Linked DNA regions of Homo sapiens: region 2 is linked to region 1. A link is an interaction called in ENCODE POLR2A ChIA-PET data of the cell type or tissue named here. Cell type or tissue: MCF 10A. All regions are shown on one strand. Each heading gives the region's core, and the rest is flanking DNA. Links, peaks and the distances in the headings are about the cores only. Region 1 overlaps HECTD2 (HECT domain E3 ubiquitin protein ligase 2). Region 2 overlaps BTAF1 (B-TFIID TATA-box binding protein associated factor 1).

Evidence for each region. ChIA-PET counts read pairs that join two places held together with the same protein. Peaks named below come from ENCODE experiments on the same cell type or tissue, not always from the same donor. Only the 100,000 strongest peaks of a DNase experiment are listed, where the experiment ranks them.
Region 2: POLR2A ChIA-PET joins it to region 1 with 5 read pairs; 2 of 35 experiments call an interaction of 5 or more read pairs at or near these places.

The regions. Positions count from the first base shown.
Region 1 is chr10:91,416,854-91,425,193 of GRCh38, forward strand. The region is part of intron 1 of HECTD2 (HECT domain E3 ubiquitin protein ligase 2); the gene reads left to right. The region is part of intron 3 of HECTD2-AS1 (HECTD2 antisense RNA 1); the gene reads right to left. Among named protein-coding and RNA genes, the nearest start is that of HECTD2, 11 kb to the left of the region's middle. In MCF 10A, for the core only: no CTCF peak of the experiment used is centred there; a DNase peak (open chromatin) is centred at 4,198.
Region 2 is chr10:91,946,718-91,955,057 of GRCh38, forward strand. BTAF1 (B-TFIID TATA-box binding protein associated factor 1) reads left to right here. Exons shown (of 38, transcript NM_003972.3): 5 at 4,686-4,849; 6 at 7,020-7,156. Among named protein-coding and RNA genes, the nearest start is that of BTAF1, 27 kb to the left of the region's middle. In MCF 10A, for the core only: no CTCF peak of the experiment used is centred there; no DNase peak of the experiment used is centred there.

The sequences.
Region 1 (8,340 bases), core at 202-8,201:
CACCACCCCACCACTCCCCAGAATTAAGGGATGTCATGCACTCTCTGAACTCTTTGGGGCTGGTATATGTCTCAGTTCATATTAATTTCTTTTGAAAGGGAAAAGAAAGAGCCTTCAAAAGGTGTACAGATACTATTGCCAGAGTAGCAACTTCTTTTGGCATAGTGTTTGGAAATTAACTATTTTTAGTTAAAGTTGAAGAAGAGTAGAGAAAGATCAACAGAAGATGAATGAGGAAGTAGGTGGAGATGAGAAAGCTCTGAGAAGCTTTGATTTCCCTATTTTTTCTCCTTTTTTTATAGTTTTGTAGTTAACTCTGAGTGAAGAATCCCTTCTTGAGTGGTAAAATGTTATACTGGTGAGCTATATGAATAACTACTTACTCTTAAGTTGATATTTGTAACTTGGAGGATATCTGTGTGACATTCTAGTGAGCCATCAAAAAACATTTTTTGAAATAATGAAATGAATGTGCCCTTTTTTTTTGCTTTAGAGACTGCATTTATTCATTTACTTTTTTCTTTTTTTTTATTACACTTTAAGTTTTAGGGTACATGTGCACAACGTGCAGTTCTGTTACATATGTATACATGTGCCATGTTGGTGTGCTGCACCCTTTAACTCATCATTTAATATTAGGTATACCTCCTAATGCTATCCCTCCCCGCCCCCCCACAACAGGCCCGGGTGTGTGATGTTCCCTTTCCTGTGTCCATGTGTTCTCATTGTTCAGTTCCCACCTACGAGTGAGAACATGCGGTGTTTGGTTTTTTGTCCTTGTGATAGTTTGCTGAGAATGATGGTTTCCAGCTTCATCCATGTCCCTACAAAGGACATGAACTCATCATTTTTTATGGCTGCATAGTATTCCATGGTGTATATGTGCCACATTTTCTTAATCCAGTCTATCATTGTTGGACATTTGGGTTGGTTCCAAGTCTTTGCTATTGTGAATAGTGCCGCAATAAACATACGTGTGCATGTGTCTTTATAGCAGCATGTTTTATAATCCTTTGGGTATATACCCAGTAATGGGATGGCTGGGTCAAATGGCATTTCTAGTTCTAGATCCCTGAGGAATCACCACACTGACTTCCACAATGGTTGAACTAGTTTACAGTCCCACCAACAGTGTAAAAGTGTTCCTATTTCTCCACATCCTCTCCAGCACCTGTTGTTTCCTGACTTTTTAATGATCGCCAATGAATGTGCCTTTTAAAAATAGAAATTATTGAGATTTTACCAATTCAGCTGAATTGAAAAAGTCAGTCTGAAATTTGAGTCTGCTTAATGTATTTCAAATTAACTTGGTTTTGTTCTAGATGTTTTTGTTAAAAAAAAAGAACAAGACTCTTAATTGATTGAGAATTTTGACTGGATCAAATTGCATATTTTAAAAGTAGTATTTTACTGTATAACCATAATGTATTCATGTATTTTTATCTTTTCCTATATTATAAAATAAATGAATAAAATCTCTAATGCCACCTTGCCTTCCTAGTGATAAATGAACTGAAATTTCTGAGCTTCAGGACTAATGTTTGTAGGGCTAATTTTCAGTCATCTATATGATCAATTGCGTTGATTTTTTTTTGTGACAAAATTTTGTTTCAGAATCCACATCCTTATTTCCTAGTCTCCATTTAAAGATATGATTTATATAACTTAAACCAATTCCACTTGGGCTGGTGCTATTTAGGTTGGGAGGGAAGTTTGTACCTTGAAAGTAGCTGACTTTTCATATCTTAGTAGAAGGATGTAGAACAAAGTCAGCATTTCATGATTTTGTAACCCACCATCCTAATAGGGAACTGTGAAAAAAAACCATACAAAAAGAGAAACAAAATATCTTTACCCAGGATCAAGGCCTAAAATAGTCTCTTTGTAGACTGTAAATTATATCGTTGGCTCCAGGATGGCTCTGATTGGTAGTTTAGGTCAGTTTATTAAAAATTGGTAAAGTAGGGTATCTTAAATGTTTTCTATTTTAACTTGAAACCTATAAATATATGTTTATTTATCAGTCTTTTGTCATAATAACCTTTGCTCAGTATCTCAGGAAGCTACTCATTCTTTTGAAAAAGTAGTTTTTATATGCATCACAGATTCTTGGACTCATTGAGACTAAAGGGTGAATTTTATAGACATAGACGTTCAATTTAAAATATTTTAATTCAGAAACTCTAAGATAGTGAGATACGGCTTTTAAAGCATTTCGTGATGGAACAGCCAGCACTTACTCCTTTTTTCAAGGATTGGGTTAGAATGTGAAGAAAAATGTTGATCTTGTAAGGCAACTTTTGGAGTATAGAGGATGATCAAAGTAAATTTTACCAGAATTTTGAATATAGTACCACTTGTTAGTCAATTCAGAAGCGATGATGGAAAACCATGGTTGTTATTCTTATTGGCATTGGTAGAAAAATATGACGAAGAAATTGGAAATTTAAGATTCAGTCTGTTCCTCAATAGAGGTTGAAAGTAGGAACTCATGTATTCAAATAAAATTTAAAATAAGGTTGAAAATATTTAACTATATGTTAATAGCAGAACAGGTACTCTAAGTGTTTGTCTGTTTAAATATCTTGAGATTATTTTATATTATAATCTTACATATAATCTATGTGATTATATCATCAAAAAGACCATTGAAGCCCACATTAGGTACTTGTGAAATAAGATTTTTGGTTAGTTATTGTAATTACTACGTTTTTCTGCTGTTTGCAACGTTTATTGAATTCGAGTTTAATAAATGTATGGTCAGCCTCTGCCTAGAGAGTCAGGTCTATTATTTATTAGGTTGAAATAAATACATATCTATTATTTAAAGGTTGAAATATTTTGAGTATTTCTTTCCCTCAAAGAATTCTTAGTGTTTTTCCCTGTGTTCTCTATTTGTACTTATCTTCAATCTGGAACAGCTGGTTGAGTATCCCACTACTATTCCTCAACACCCCCAGCCCACTGTTTGTAGGCTGGCCACATTCCAGGCCATCATCTTTAGTGTTCTCCTGTAGGACTCATAGATAACGTATACAAAACTCAGTAATAGCTGTGGTCCAAATTTCAGAAGGTTTGTAAAGTAATGTTCTTTAACGTTTAATTTAGTCTGGAGTTTGGTGTCGTATTAAATACCCAGTAACTTCTTGATTTGATTCTCTAATATTAATCATTTTGCCATTGCACAAAATGATGCCCGTTTTTTTTCTCATGAAAGTCTTAGGTTGTAAGATTTCTCTTGTATGAGCTGATGTGGGGCAACCAGTGTTTTGAGGATTGACTTTTATTATTCTATCAATGTGTGAAAATGTCTGATTAATTTCATGTCATCTCAAGTATAACGTGTCAAGAGCACAATTATTTTACAAACAAGAGACTTATTAGACCAAGGAATTTTTTTCTATGTTGTTTAAGCTTTTATGATTACAAAAAAAAAAAAAAAGAAAATCAGGCTGGGTGCAGTGGCTCACATTTGTAATCCCAGCACTTTGGGAGGCCGAGGCAGGTAGATCATGAGGTCAGGAATTCAAGACCAGCCTGATCAACATGGTGAAACCCCATCTCTACTAAGAATACAAAAAAAAAAAAAGCTGGGCATGGTGGCATGTGCCTATAATCCCAGCTACTCAGGAGGCTGAGGCAGGAGAATCAGTAGAACCAGGAGGCAGAGGTTGCAGTGAGCCGAGATCGTGCCACTGCACTCCAGCCTGGGCGACAGAGCAAGACTATATCTCAAAAGAAAAAAAAAAAAAGAAAAAAAGAAAATCAGTCTACTATGCCTCCTTTTGGCAAAAGAGAATTTATTGGAATGAGGCACATAGATTGGAAGCAGAAAGCAAAGGAACAGAGACTGGCTGTTTTTTGTGCCTCTGCTATTCTCTTTTAGCTAGTCAGTCTTTTCTATATTCCCCTGTCTAAAATCTGGAAAGACTTCTGATTGACATACTAGGAAGCATCAATGTCCATCATGCCAAGCCAGCTAATACATGGCTACCCTAATTGCAGATGGGTTGCCCCTTAGTTGAGTGCCTACCTCAGCTCTAGTCCACAGCCATTCCTGCACAAAGAATAACAGCAATGCTATGGGGACCATGAGTGGGGCAATTTAAATATAAGGGAACATTAGATGGCAGCCATGGTAATGTGCATAGTAGATCTTCCCTCAAACCTTTGCATTCTTCCCCCCCTCAGGCTTTTTTCCCCTTCAGTAAAGCTTCTGAGTCATCCTTGCTCATTGCTTTCATTTTCTAACTTCCCATTCATTTGTCAATTTATTTTGTATAGTCCGTGCCACCACCATTACCCTAAATCTGTTACCTCAGCTGTCCTCAAGATTCATAGTTGCCCATTTCCGTTAGGCACATTTTAGACCTAACCACTCTTCATTATTTAACATTATTGACCTTTTTTTTTTCTTGAAACTTTATCCTCCCATATTTTTAACACATCACTTTCTTCTGGATTTCTTTGGTCATTCATTCTTAATCTCCTTTGCCAGCTCACATCATACATGCCAATATTTCCCACAGTTCTGTCCTTATATTATCAGTTGTGTCCAATCTTTTGGCTTCCCTGGGCCACATTGGAAGAATTGTCTTGTGTCACACATAAAATACACTAACACAAACTATGGCTGATGAGCTAAAAAGAAAAAATCACAAAAAAAATTTATAATGTTTTAAGAAAGTTTATGAATTTGTGTTGGGCCGCATTCAAAGCCATCCTGGGCTGCATGCACCCTGGGGGCTGTGGGTTGGACAAGCTCGTTATAGGTTTTCTGTTGATATATTACAATAACCCTGTTATAAAAATTCATTATTTCATCATGCGAAGCATACTTTTGCCTAGTGAGCATTGGTTCCTTTAGTAGTTACTCACAAATCATGTTGATAAAACCCAGTCTAGAATTTTCTTCAAAGATGCCCTCTTCTATACAGTGAGGTGTCAAAATATGCCTATTCTTCTGAAATTTGAAGAAAGCATTTTACATTGTTTATTTCACTTACTTTATAATTTATGGGAGGGTTTGTTCATTTTCATTATGCTTCAGACTTACACCTGAAATCGCTGTTAACAATTTGGTCATTTCTTGGCCCAGGCTGTCATTCCTCTTCATTCCCTATTATTACTATCTCTATTCAAATTTCATTTCTTCCAGTAGGCCTGGTTTAGCTTCCAGTATTTCTGCCCTTTATTCTATTCCCTAGACTGCTACCATAGTGATTTTTTTCTAAAATACAGATATGATCATGTCATATCTTGCTTAGAAGTCCTCAATGATTTTTCTCTATCTCTGTTCAGGATAGAATCTATACTCTGTAGCCTGAAGGCCTCATAATATGGCCACTACCTACCTTCCCAGTCATATCTTGCTGGACCATTCTCCCTTTCTGATTCTATATTCCAACTACACTGCTCCCTAAATACTACTGTTGCTTAGTCTTAGATAACATTCATGACAGTTGTCAATGAAAAAATGCCTTCTATGTGTTAAATTATTGTAGATGTTTACAGCTAAGTTAACAAAGGTCTGTTGCTGAGGGACCATTTATTATACAAGCACGGCTAACCTTATTTTACAAATTGGTTACTTTCTTATAACTGTCAAATTTGTGTGTCCAATTTGGCATTTGTTCGCACTATTATTAAGATTTTCTGACAACAAAATATACAAGTAAGCAAACTTAGCCCCAGTCATTAATAAAATTCTTATTTAAGCATCCTAATACATATAATAAGGAATGATTTACTTTTTCAAATATGTAACCTGTTTATATTTCATTTTCCTAATCAACACACTAGTTTTGTGTACCTGAACAAACTGCTTTAATTTACCAATATTATGCAAATTACATAATTTACTGACTATTTTATGGAAAGGTATTGTGTATCACTGTCTTACCTCTCTTTTCAATTTTCTCTCTTATCTTTGAGACTGTAAATCCACTAGACATTAGAACTGATAGTTGTTGAATAACTGTTAATTGAATTCTTAATTTTTATTGTTTGGAGATCCCACAAGTGAACTAAGCAATATTCTTTGAGACTTCTTTTATTAAGAAGAGGTGAAGGAAGGGGGAAGAAAAGAAAATGTTAGTCTTTCCTAGATGGTTTAGGACATGAGAAGTTTCCCTAAAGTACACTTAGTTGTTCTGCTTATGTAATATTCTCTGGTTAGGTGAATTGCTCCTAAAGCGATTAAATTTAACTCAACATACATCTATAAAAGTAGAGATTACATCAGCCACAAAGGGTTGTTGTGAAAATAGGCTGATGTGTTCAACACACGTACTGTCACATGTTAAGCCCTTAATTAGTGACAGCTGCTATAGTGGGAGACTGTAATATAAGTGTTAAGAATACAGATTTCATGGTCATTCAAACTGGAGTTTGAATCCTGGCTTCCCATTTATCAGCTCTGTGAACATGGGCATGGAAATTCAATTTCCCCATCTATAAAATGGGGTGTAAATACATATAGGAATGTTATAATGTATTAAAGTAGGTACTGTAGTAGTAGGTGTATAACAAGTACTCAACAAATGACTTGTTTCCTAACACAGAAATATTAACCCAGACATTACTGAGCTGAAATCTGGCCAAGAATCAAGGACCAAGCAAAAACAAATTACAATAAAATCTATGAACAGGCAAAAATGTCACACCAAAAAAATGCATATGTGTTTTTACTTTACTCATGGAAGTGTCCCTCAGGTTCCCATGTAGTGTCCATTACATCTCCATTGCTTGTTAGGTCACTTTAGGTGAGTCTCAGACAGTTCCACTTTCCTTTCTGTGAAATGAAGGAGTTAACTAATTTCTAAAAGTCTATTAATTCTAGAGACTTCTTAATTCTATGTGTATAGTGTCTGAAATTTATTCTCTTTGGGCTCTTTTATATTAATTTCTTTAAAAAGTAAATTTAAAGTGTAGCACCTATGCACAAGATTCACTGTATGACAAGCTCTGTGATGAACTTCTAGTCCAGCATGAAGGGCCAACATTAGAATGATTATAATTTTAGTGGAACAATGTAAATAAATTAGAAGAATAAATAAGAATGATTGGTTTTATAGAAATGGTGAACACTGGAAAAAGCTTCAGAAACAAGTTATGATAGGCTATTCTGCAGTTACAAATTAGCCCCAAGTTTCAGTGTTTGAAAACTATTAAGGTTTATTATTGCTAATGATATAGTCTAACATTGGTCAGGATTGGCTCTGTTTCACATAGTCACTCAAGAACCCAAGCTAACAGATGCTCTAACATGTCAACTCAGCCTGGATGGTTGCCACAGTCGAGGAAAAGAGAGAAGAGCTAGAGTTTTGCCCCAGTCTTAAATGCATTGGTACTTTCTGACTCAGAAATGACAGACGTCTTTTCCACTTGTGGCCTGTTAGAATGAATCAGATGGCTCTACCTAACTGCAAGAGAATGGGGAATTTAGTGAGCATAAATGCTTCTGCTATATTATATGAGTGAATTCTGAAAAGGTAAATGGCAATCAGTCTGGTGAATTAAGAAGGAGGAGATGAAAAAGAAACTCTTCCTCTACTGTGAAAGTGAAGACGTTACCTTTAGAATTTAAAAGTGGATGTTAAAAGAAGTTAACTACTGTATTCTCTTAAGCATCTGGAAATTGGAACATAGTATAAAAAGATCCCAGAGAGCTGAGAATAAGCCCTGAGGCAGCTCTATAGTTTAATCTTGCGCTTCAAAGTATGTGTGAAGATTTTTTGTATAATTACAAAATACTGATTAATTAAATAAGTACTATGAATTTTATAGAGTTGTTATTTTGTGAAAGATGTGATAATGGATAGATTCCATGTTTTAGAAGATTGCTATTACCTGTGCCTAAGGATCCCAAGTGCTTAGCACTACTTCTAAAAAAAAATTCTGGTATGCCCAATCACAGTGCTTAGAAAAACATAAACTCTAAAGGGTTATCTTTTTACCTGAACTTGTAAAGTTGCATCAAATGAGAGGATAGCCTTCAGTGAATCAGCCTGTAAGGTATCACATGCATCCTATTTATTAAAAATAATATTTATGGAGGTCACAAAAATAGTATTATTTAAATACACAGTTAAAATTGTAGTTAACATTAATGGAGGGTGTATAATGTGCAAGGAACAATGCTAATTATGTGCATTATCTCTGTTAAATCTTACAGTAAATCTATAAGATAGGTACTGTTGTTATTCCCATTTCCAAACTTCTCAATTTGTAATTGGATAGATAATAAGGCTGTTTTATATGTGAGACAGTTAAGTCCTAGAAAAGGTAAGTCAAATTTATATACGTTTTTATCTATTATCTACTCGTCATCAAATTAAA
Region 2 (8,340 bases), core at 20-8,019, 530 kb after region 1:
CATATAACTTGCACGTTTTTCATTGGGTTATTTGTCCTTTTATTATAAGTTGTAAGAGTATATGTTCTCAATACAAGCTTCTTACCAGATATGTGATTTATGCATTTCCTTTTTTTCTTTTTCTTTTCTTTTTTTTTTTTGAGACAGAGTCTCACTCCATTACCCAGGCTGTAGTGCAGTGGTGTGATCTCTGCTCACTGCAACCTCCACCTCCTGAGTTCAAATGATTCTCCTGCCTTGGCTTCTTCCTGCAGTAGCTGGGATTACTGGTGCCTGCCCCACACCCAGCTAATTTTTTAATTTTTAGTAGAGATAGGGTTTCACTGTTGTGGCCAGGCTGGTCTTGAACTCCTGACCTCAGGTGAACCACCGGCCTTGGCTTCCCAAAGTGCTGGGATTACAGGCATGAGCCATCACCCCCAGCCTGATTTACACATATTTTCTACTGCTCTATAGGTTATCTTTTCATTTCCTCTGTGGTAAGAAGCATAAAAGTTTTAAATTTTTATGAAGTCCAATTTTTTTGTATTGTTTTGTTTGTTTCTCAAGTTTTTGGTATTATATGTAAGAAACTTGCCAAATTCAAGCTCATTTACCTCTGTTTTCTTCTGAGAGTTTTATAGCTTTAGTTTTTAGTTATTTTATCGATTTTGAGTTTTTTTTGTATATGTTTTGAGGTTAAGGGTCCAACTTCATTCTTTTGCATGTGGCTATCCTGTTGTCTCAACACTATTTGTAGAATATACTGTTCTCTTTCTCATTGAATTGCTCTGGAACTCTTGTCAAAAATCAATTGACCATCAGACACATAGGTTTATTTCAGGACTCTTAATTCTATTCCATTGATGTCTATTCTTACGCGAGTACCACATTGTCTAAATTATTGTTGCATTGTAGTAAGTTCTGAAATCAAGATGCATGAGCCTCCAACTTTGTTCCTGTTTTTCAAGATTGTTTTGGTTATTCTGAGTCTCTTGCATTTCCATATGAATTTTAGGACCAGTCTGTCAATGTTTGCAAAAAAAAAAAAAAAAAAAAAAGCCAGCTGGGATTTTGATAGCAATTTTGTTGAATCTCTGTATACATTTGGGAAATATTAGTGTTTTAACAATATTTACTCTTATGATGCATGAACATTTTCATTTAGTTTTTAATTTTTTTCATTTTATACTTGACAGAATACAAGTTGCTATCGTAAATAGAATTGTTTTCTTAATTTCATATTTGGGCTTTTGTTTCTTTATATCTTTTTTCTCTTTGTTCTTTAGATTGGGTACTTTGTATTGCTTTATCTTTTTTTTATTATTATACTTTAAGTTCTAGGGTACATGTGCACAACGTGCAGGTTTGTCACATATGTATACATGTGCCGTGTTGGTTTGCTGCACGCATTAACTCGTCATTTACATTAAGTATTTCTCCTAATGCTATCCCTCCCCCATCCCCCCACCCCACGACAGGCCCCGGTGTGCGACGTTCCTCCCCCTGTGTCCAAGTGTTCTCATTGTTCAGTTCCCACCTATGAGTGAGAACAGTATTGCTTTATCTTTAAGTTCACTTGCATTTTGTCCTGTTATCTTCCATTAAGCTGTTAAGTCTATCCAGTGGTTTAAAATTTTTTTTTCAGATACTATATTTTTCAGTTTTAGAACTATTTATTTATTTATTTATTTATTTATTTATTTATTTAGAGACAGGATCTCACTCTGTTGCCCAGGCTGGAGTTCAGTGATATGATCGTAGCTCAGTGCACCCTTGAACTCCTGGGCTCAAGCAATCCTCCCATCTTGCTAGGACCACAGGCACGTGCCACCACGCCTGGCTAATTTTTTATTTTTTTTTCTGTAGAGATGGGGGTCTTGCTATGTTACCCAGGCTGGTCCCAAATTCCTGGCCTCAAGCGATTCTCCCACCTTGGCCTCCCAAAGTGCTGGGATTACAGGTGTGAGCCACTATGCCTGCCCCAGAACTTCTTTTTTATTAAAAAAAAAAAAAAAGTTATATTGGCATATTTTGCACATTATTTAATTCACCTTTTTAAAGTGTACAATTCTATATATTTTTAAAATTTTTTGTCCAGATGGGATTTTGCCATGTTGCCCAGGCTGGTCTTGAACTCCTGGGCTGAAGCAATCCTCCTGCCTCGGCCTCCCAGACGGTTGGGATTACAGATGTGAGCCACTGTACCCAGTCTGGTTCTTTTTTATAGTTTCTGATTCTCTACCAAGGTATCCTATCTTTCATTCATTGTGACAGTATCTTCTTTTACATTGAGCGTTGTTATATTAGTTGCTTACGAATCTTGCATTCTGGTTGGGTGCAGTAACTCAGGCCTGTAATCCTAGCACTTTGGGAGGCCGAAGTGGGAAGATGTCTTGAGCCCAGGAGTTTGAGACCAGCCTGGGCAGTCTAGAGAGAAGACCCCACCTCCACAAAAAATAAAAAATTAACTGGGTTTGGTGGTGCATGCCTGTGGTCCCAGCTACTCAGGACGCTGAGGTGGGAGAATTGCTTGAGTCTAGGTGGACAAGGCTCCAGTGAGCTGTCATCATGCTACTGCAGTCCAGCGTGAGTAGCAGAGCAAGAGCCTGTCTCAAAAAACAAACAGAAACCCTAAATAAAACCTTTTAATTCTAACATCTGAGACATCTCAGAGTTGGTATCCATTAATTATCTTTCTTTTAAAAATGGGTTACATTTTCTTTTCTTTGCTTTTAATTTTGTCAGTTATTCTGCACATTATGAACGTTATGCGGTGTAGACTAGATTCTGTTACATTCTTCCAAAGATTGTTTTGCTTGTTTTTGCTTGCTTGTTTTAGCAGACATTTACTTTGGTGGAACTCAAAATTTCAAACTCATTCTTCTTTGCTCTGGACAATAGCTCAAATCTCAATTTTAGCTTTTTAGATTTTAGCTTTTTAGATTTTAGCTTTAGCTGCATTGTCTGGAGTCTGCTCTGGGCATGCATAGTTCATAGGTCAACCAGAGATTTGGGCTGAGTTTACAGAGAATTTTGGCCCTCTTCTCTCTGGCTCTCTTTCTTTTGGGGTTTTCCCTTTCTAACTTCCTGGGATTGTAATGGCCCCTAACTCTCTTCTCATTCTTCAAGCCAAGCCAGAAAGACTGTGGGTTTTGGCCAGGTGCAGTGGCTCACGCTTGTAATCCCAGCGCTTTGGTAGGCCAAGGCAGGAGGACTGCTTGAGGCCAGGAGTTCAAAACCAGCCTGGGCAAACATAATAAACCCCATCTCTAAAATTAAAAATTAAAAAAAAATTAGCCAGGAATGGTGACACATGCATATGGTCCTAGCTACTCAGAAGGCTGAGGCAGGAGGACTCCTTAAGTCCAGGAGTTTGAGGCTGCAGTGAGCTATGATTGTACCTACTGCACTCCAGCGTGGGTATCAGAGTGAGAGACCTTGTCCTTTGTGGGGGGGGGCGGGAAAGAAGACTAGGTTTTTAATTCAGATTTTAGCTGCCACGCATTTCATGTACTGGCTCTATCTTCAGGCTAAAAGCTACAAAAAGGGGAAACTTTTGTTTTTTGTAGCTTTTCGCTTTTGTAGCTTTTAGCTTTTAGTGCTATTCCCATCTTTTTAAGTACTGACAATTCCCCTAAGTAAATGCCTTTTTTTTTTTTTCCTGGTGCCTTTAGGTAGTTTGTTTTTTCTGTTTTTGCCAGTTTGTTAGGTGCAGAGGGTTAGTCCAATAGGAACTAACTCAGCCATTATTAGAAGCAGATCGTTATTGTTTTTAAAATATCAAATTTTTTTCAGTAAGGTATAACTGTCTTTTACAGCTTAGCTGTTTTAAGGGCAAATTTTTATTTTTAAATGCCCTTTGGTATGTTCTGTTTTGTCTGTTTTGCACCGAAGGATTGAGGGTTTTACTTGAGACATTTAAAAACCTGTCTACTTTTATTCTCTTTATTATTTGGGATATTAGGGCTGTATCAGCTCAGAATACATAAAGGCTACACTTGGAGTAAGCATTTGTTTGTTGAGCCCTTTTACTGTTGAACAAAATCTAGATGTTTTTTTAGCCCAGTGAGAGCTTTCGTAGGAGGTACAGGTGTAGCTATAAAATAAAATTGATTTGTTTCCATAGAGATGTATTTTTTTTTTTTTTTTTTGAGACAGGGTCTCACTCTGTTTCCCAGGCTGGACTGCAGTGTTTTGATCACAGCTCACTGCAGCCTTGACCTGGGCTGAAGCAAGCCTCTCGCCTTCAGCCCCTGGAGTAGCTGGGACTACAGGTGTGTACCATCATGCCCTGCTAATTATTTTTTATAGAGATGGGGTCTCCCTACGTTGTCCAGACTGGTCTCAAACTCCTGGGCTCAAGTGATCCTCCCACCTCGGCCACCCAAAGTGCTGGGATTACAGGTGTGAGCCACTGCACCTGGCCCAGGAATGAATCTTATTATTTTATATATATTTACTAATTAACAGTTGGGGAATGCGGGAATCTCAGTGAAAACTCCCAGAATGTTTTGTTAACTAGACCAGTATTTTCCAATGTGATTAGGTAACAGAGTTTATGAGATGATCATGAATGAATATGGTTGGTTTTATTGGCAGAAGGGATGCTTTGTGTATTTTTTTATTTTGATAGAGTTTGATGTGCACGTATTAGAAAACTTCTTAACTGATTTGGAGAAAACGTATTTCTTTTCTGTTGAAAGGTGAAGTGGATCCTAAAGAGAGGATAGCACGCCAACGAAAATTATTACAGAAGAAACTTGGCCTTAATATGGGAGAAGCAATTGGAATGAGTACTGAAGAACTTTTCAATGATGAGGATTTGGATTATACCCCAACTTCAGCATCCTTTGTTAACAAACAACCTGTAGGTAAAACGTTTGGTTATTTGATTGCAAGTAATAATACAAAGGGTTTGCTTCATTTTGTTTATGTAATTATAGTTTAAGAAAATGTTATACTTAGCTCTGTTCATTGCTGCTTAGTGCCACCATAATTTAGCATCTTTTTTTAACTGGATTTCTGATGACAGATTCTATAGAGTTAGAAGCTCAACCTACCTCCCAGACACTGGACTGTTAAGTTGTAGTAGACCTTTTAGGCACTACTGGTATTGAAAGATTCTAATTGCTGCAATTGCTCTTTTTTTGGTATGTTCTTTGATGTAGGGAAAAGTAATTTTTTGGGAGAGTGAGAGATAGTAAGGGCTATTATAGTCAGATATGATAGTAGAAGTGTTTAGTGTTATGATTTATTCTTTTTTTTTTAAGTGAGAAATAAGACAACCGAGAAAGGGTATATAATATGAAGTAAAAGGAAGTTTTTTGCCAACAGGACACAGACATTTCCATGCCCCATAGACAACCATTTTCAAGTTACTTGTGCATCATTTCTGAAACTTGTGTGTACCAAGTGCATGTGTTTGTGTGTGTGTATATATGTATATGTGTGTGTGTGTGTTTGTGTGTGTGTGTGTGTGTGTATATATATATTCCTTTTAAGCCATGTTTACCTTTTCTCACTTCATACAGCTTAATGTGTCAGTATATTCAGATTGACCGCATTCTTTTTGGACAGCTTCATGCTGTTTTGTTTTGTGGCTGTACCATAATTTCACTCTTTTCTTCCTCTTCCTCTATTCCAGTTCCCAGTGGATACATTTGTGCTTCTTAACTTTTTTTATGCCACAGACTCTTTTGAAGCTCTAGTAAAAGCTGTGGCTCTCTTCGGAAAAATGCACATGTGAGATATTACATCTCAAGCGGTTCAGTACTCTTTTACCTGACCCCCAGTATTCTTTTAGGGGTCCATGGGCTGCATTAACAATTCCTGCTTTGCAATTATGAATCTCCTGTCTTGTCATTCCCCTGGTCTTTTCCTTTGCTTCAGTGGAGAATGGTTCTATTTGCCTTTATACGAATGGCACTTTAAACCATTAGAATTTGTAAAGTGTATTTTTTAGGGTTGGGGGTGTGAGTGATGATGAGTAACTTCTGCAGACAAGGGGGTAGAAAGGCAGATACTAGGAGAGAAAAAAGAGAGAGTATGAAGAGGCCAGAATACAGCAACACCCTGAAAGGAACAGAAGGAAATGGGGTAGAAAGGAAAGTGTAAGATGTAACTAGAAGATAAAGAGGATAATAGAATAAAAATGCAATAATATGATCACAGTATGGGTAATTGAACATGGTGTAAGAAAATGAATGGGCAGGTGTATTAGAAAGTGGGCTATACAGATCAGATTAATTGGGTGCGGGATAGGCAACACTAATTTGGGGTTTGCAAAATCCAGATTTATATATCATGGACCTTTGGGGGAAGTTGCTTGAGGTTCATCGTTGCCATAGGTCATTACAGCTGCATTGCTTATATATGTGCCCATGGTTCTTGATCAAGACTGCAGCAGAACATCCACACCAGTGACCTTAACTGTTTGTGGAAGTATAAATTTCAGTTGAATCTTTTGGTTAGGCACAGAAGGGATTTTTAGGCTTGAGCTTAAAAATCTAACGCACAGACTTTATAGTGTCTTCTGTGAATGGAAAAGAGCAAAAAGAGTAGACAGTAAGTAGTTAAGAGGAAAGGGGCATATGAGCTAAGTTGGACTATAGCATGCTGGACCAATCACTTAAGGCTATAATTTATTTATTTATTTTTTTCAGCAGATGGTGATGATCAGTTTCTTCTATTGACATTTATTCTCATAACTTTTTGGTGATATTATTTTTATTTTGAAGTCTTACCTCTTCAAGGCCTTCTCTATGGGTTAGGATCATACATTTGTGCCTCATAATGTAGCATAAAAAAAGTTAAGAAGCATATGTGTATCTGTTGGGAGTTGGAATAACAGAGAAAAGGGAGGAAAAGACTGAAATTATGGTACAGTCATACAACAAAAGAGTGTGAACCTGTCAAAAAAGAATGTGATCGATGTATATATACTGAAATTTATAGACTTGGTCTTCTTCTGAGGCTGAGACTATAGGTACTTATTTTAATTTCAAAAGTTCCAACTCAGCATTCTTTTATTCTTTTAGACTCTTCAGGCAGCTGAATTGATTGACTCAGAGTTTCGAGCAGGAATGAGCAATAGACAAAAGAACAAAGCTAAAAGAATGGCCAAGTTATTTGCAAAACAGAGATCCAGGGATGCAGTGGAAACTAATGAGAAGAGGTAGTAATCTTTTTTTGCCTATTCACTTAAAACAAGAGGGCTCTGTGGCTTTAATCTGTGTCTGCTTGATTTATAGAAACATTCTGCTGACATATTTAGCTGGGGAGTACTGTTTGGATTCTCTTACTCAATTGTCAGAGAGTATTCATTGTACTAGGAACTGAGACCACTTCCCCAGAAAAATCCACATGTACAGACTTTTTTCCTACTAATTATCAGTTTTGAATGAGGGCTGAGGATCTCCAAAGGGGAGAGCATTCCAGGCAGAAGAAACAAGTTTAAATGCCTTAAACATGGAATAATCAAGAAACAAATAGAAGGGCAGTATGGCCTTCTATACTGGGATGAGTGCACAGGAGAGTGATAGAGAATGAAATCAGAGAGGTGTCTAAGGACCACAAGTTAAGAATACTCCCTTAGTAAAGTGGGAGGTATTGTCACGATATTACCTCACCTGTGCCTTAAGCTGGGGCTATGCTAAATAGCCAATGATAATCTAGGCTAGTTTATGTAGTCCTGTTGAAGAAAAGAACTGTGTGGGTAAAGTCACTGTCCTCTGTTTCTTCATAAGTTACTAAAAGTGATCATCTATGCATGGCTTGGAGCAGCATTTCTCAAAGGGTGGTTCAAAACTATTTCCTTCAGGTGCTCTTCGAGGACCTTGTAAAAAAAAAATGCTGTTTTTTTTTTGTTTGTTTTTGTTTTTATGATGCAGTCTCTGTCGCCCAGGCTGGAGTGCAGTGGCTCGATCGTAGCTCACTACAGCCTCAAACTCCCAGGCTCAAGCAATCCTCCTGCCTCAGCCTCCCAAGTAGCTGGGACTACAGGTGTGAACCACCATGTGTGGCTAATTTTTAAATTTTTTGTAGACATAAGGTCTTCCTATGTTGCCTAGGCTGGTCTCTAACTCCTTGGCTCAAGTGGTCCTCCTTCCTCGGCCTCCCAAAGTGTCGGGATTATAGGCTTGAGCCATCACACCTGGCCAAAAATGTATATTCTTGGGTCCCACTCAGATCTGTTAAATAAGAATCTTTAGTGGTGCTCAGGAAATGTTTGCATAAATGCTGAATTAATAAAAAGCCTCGGAAAATAGGATTTGCAAATGACAGAACTTTTTGTTATATGTATTCACATAAAGCTAAAAAGTGTTTAGTGTTTAAAAGCTAGGCACAAAGGGGGATAAA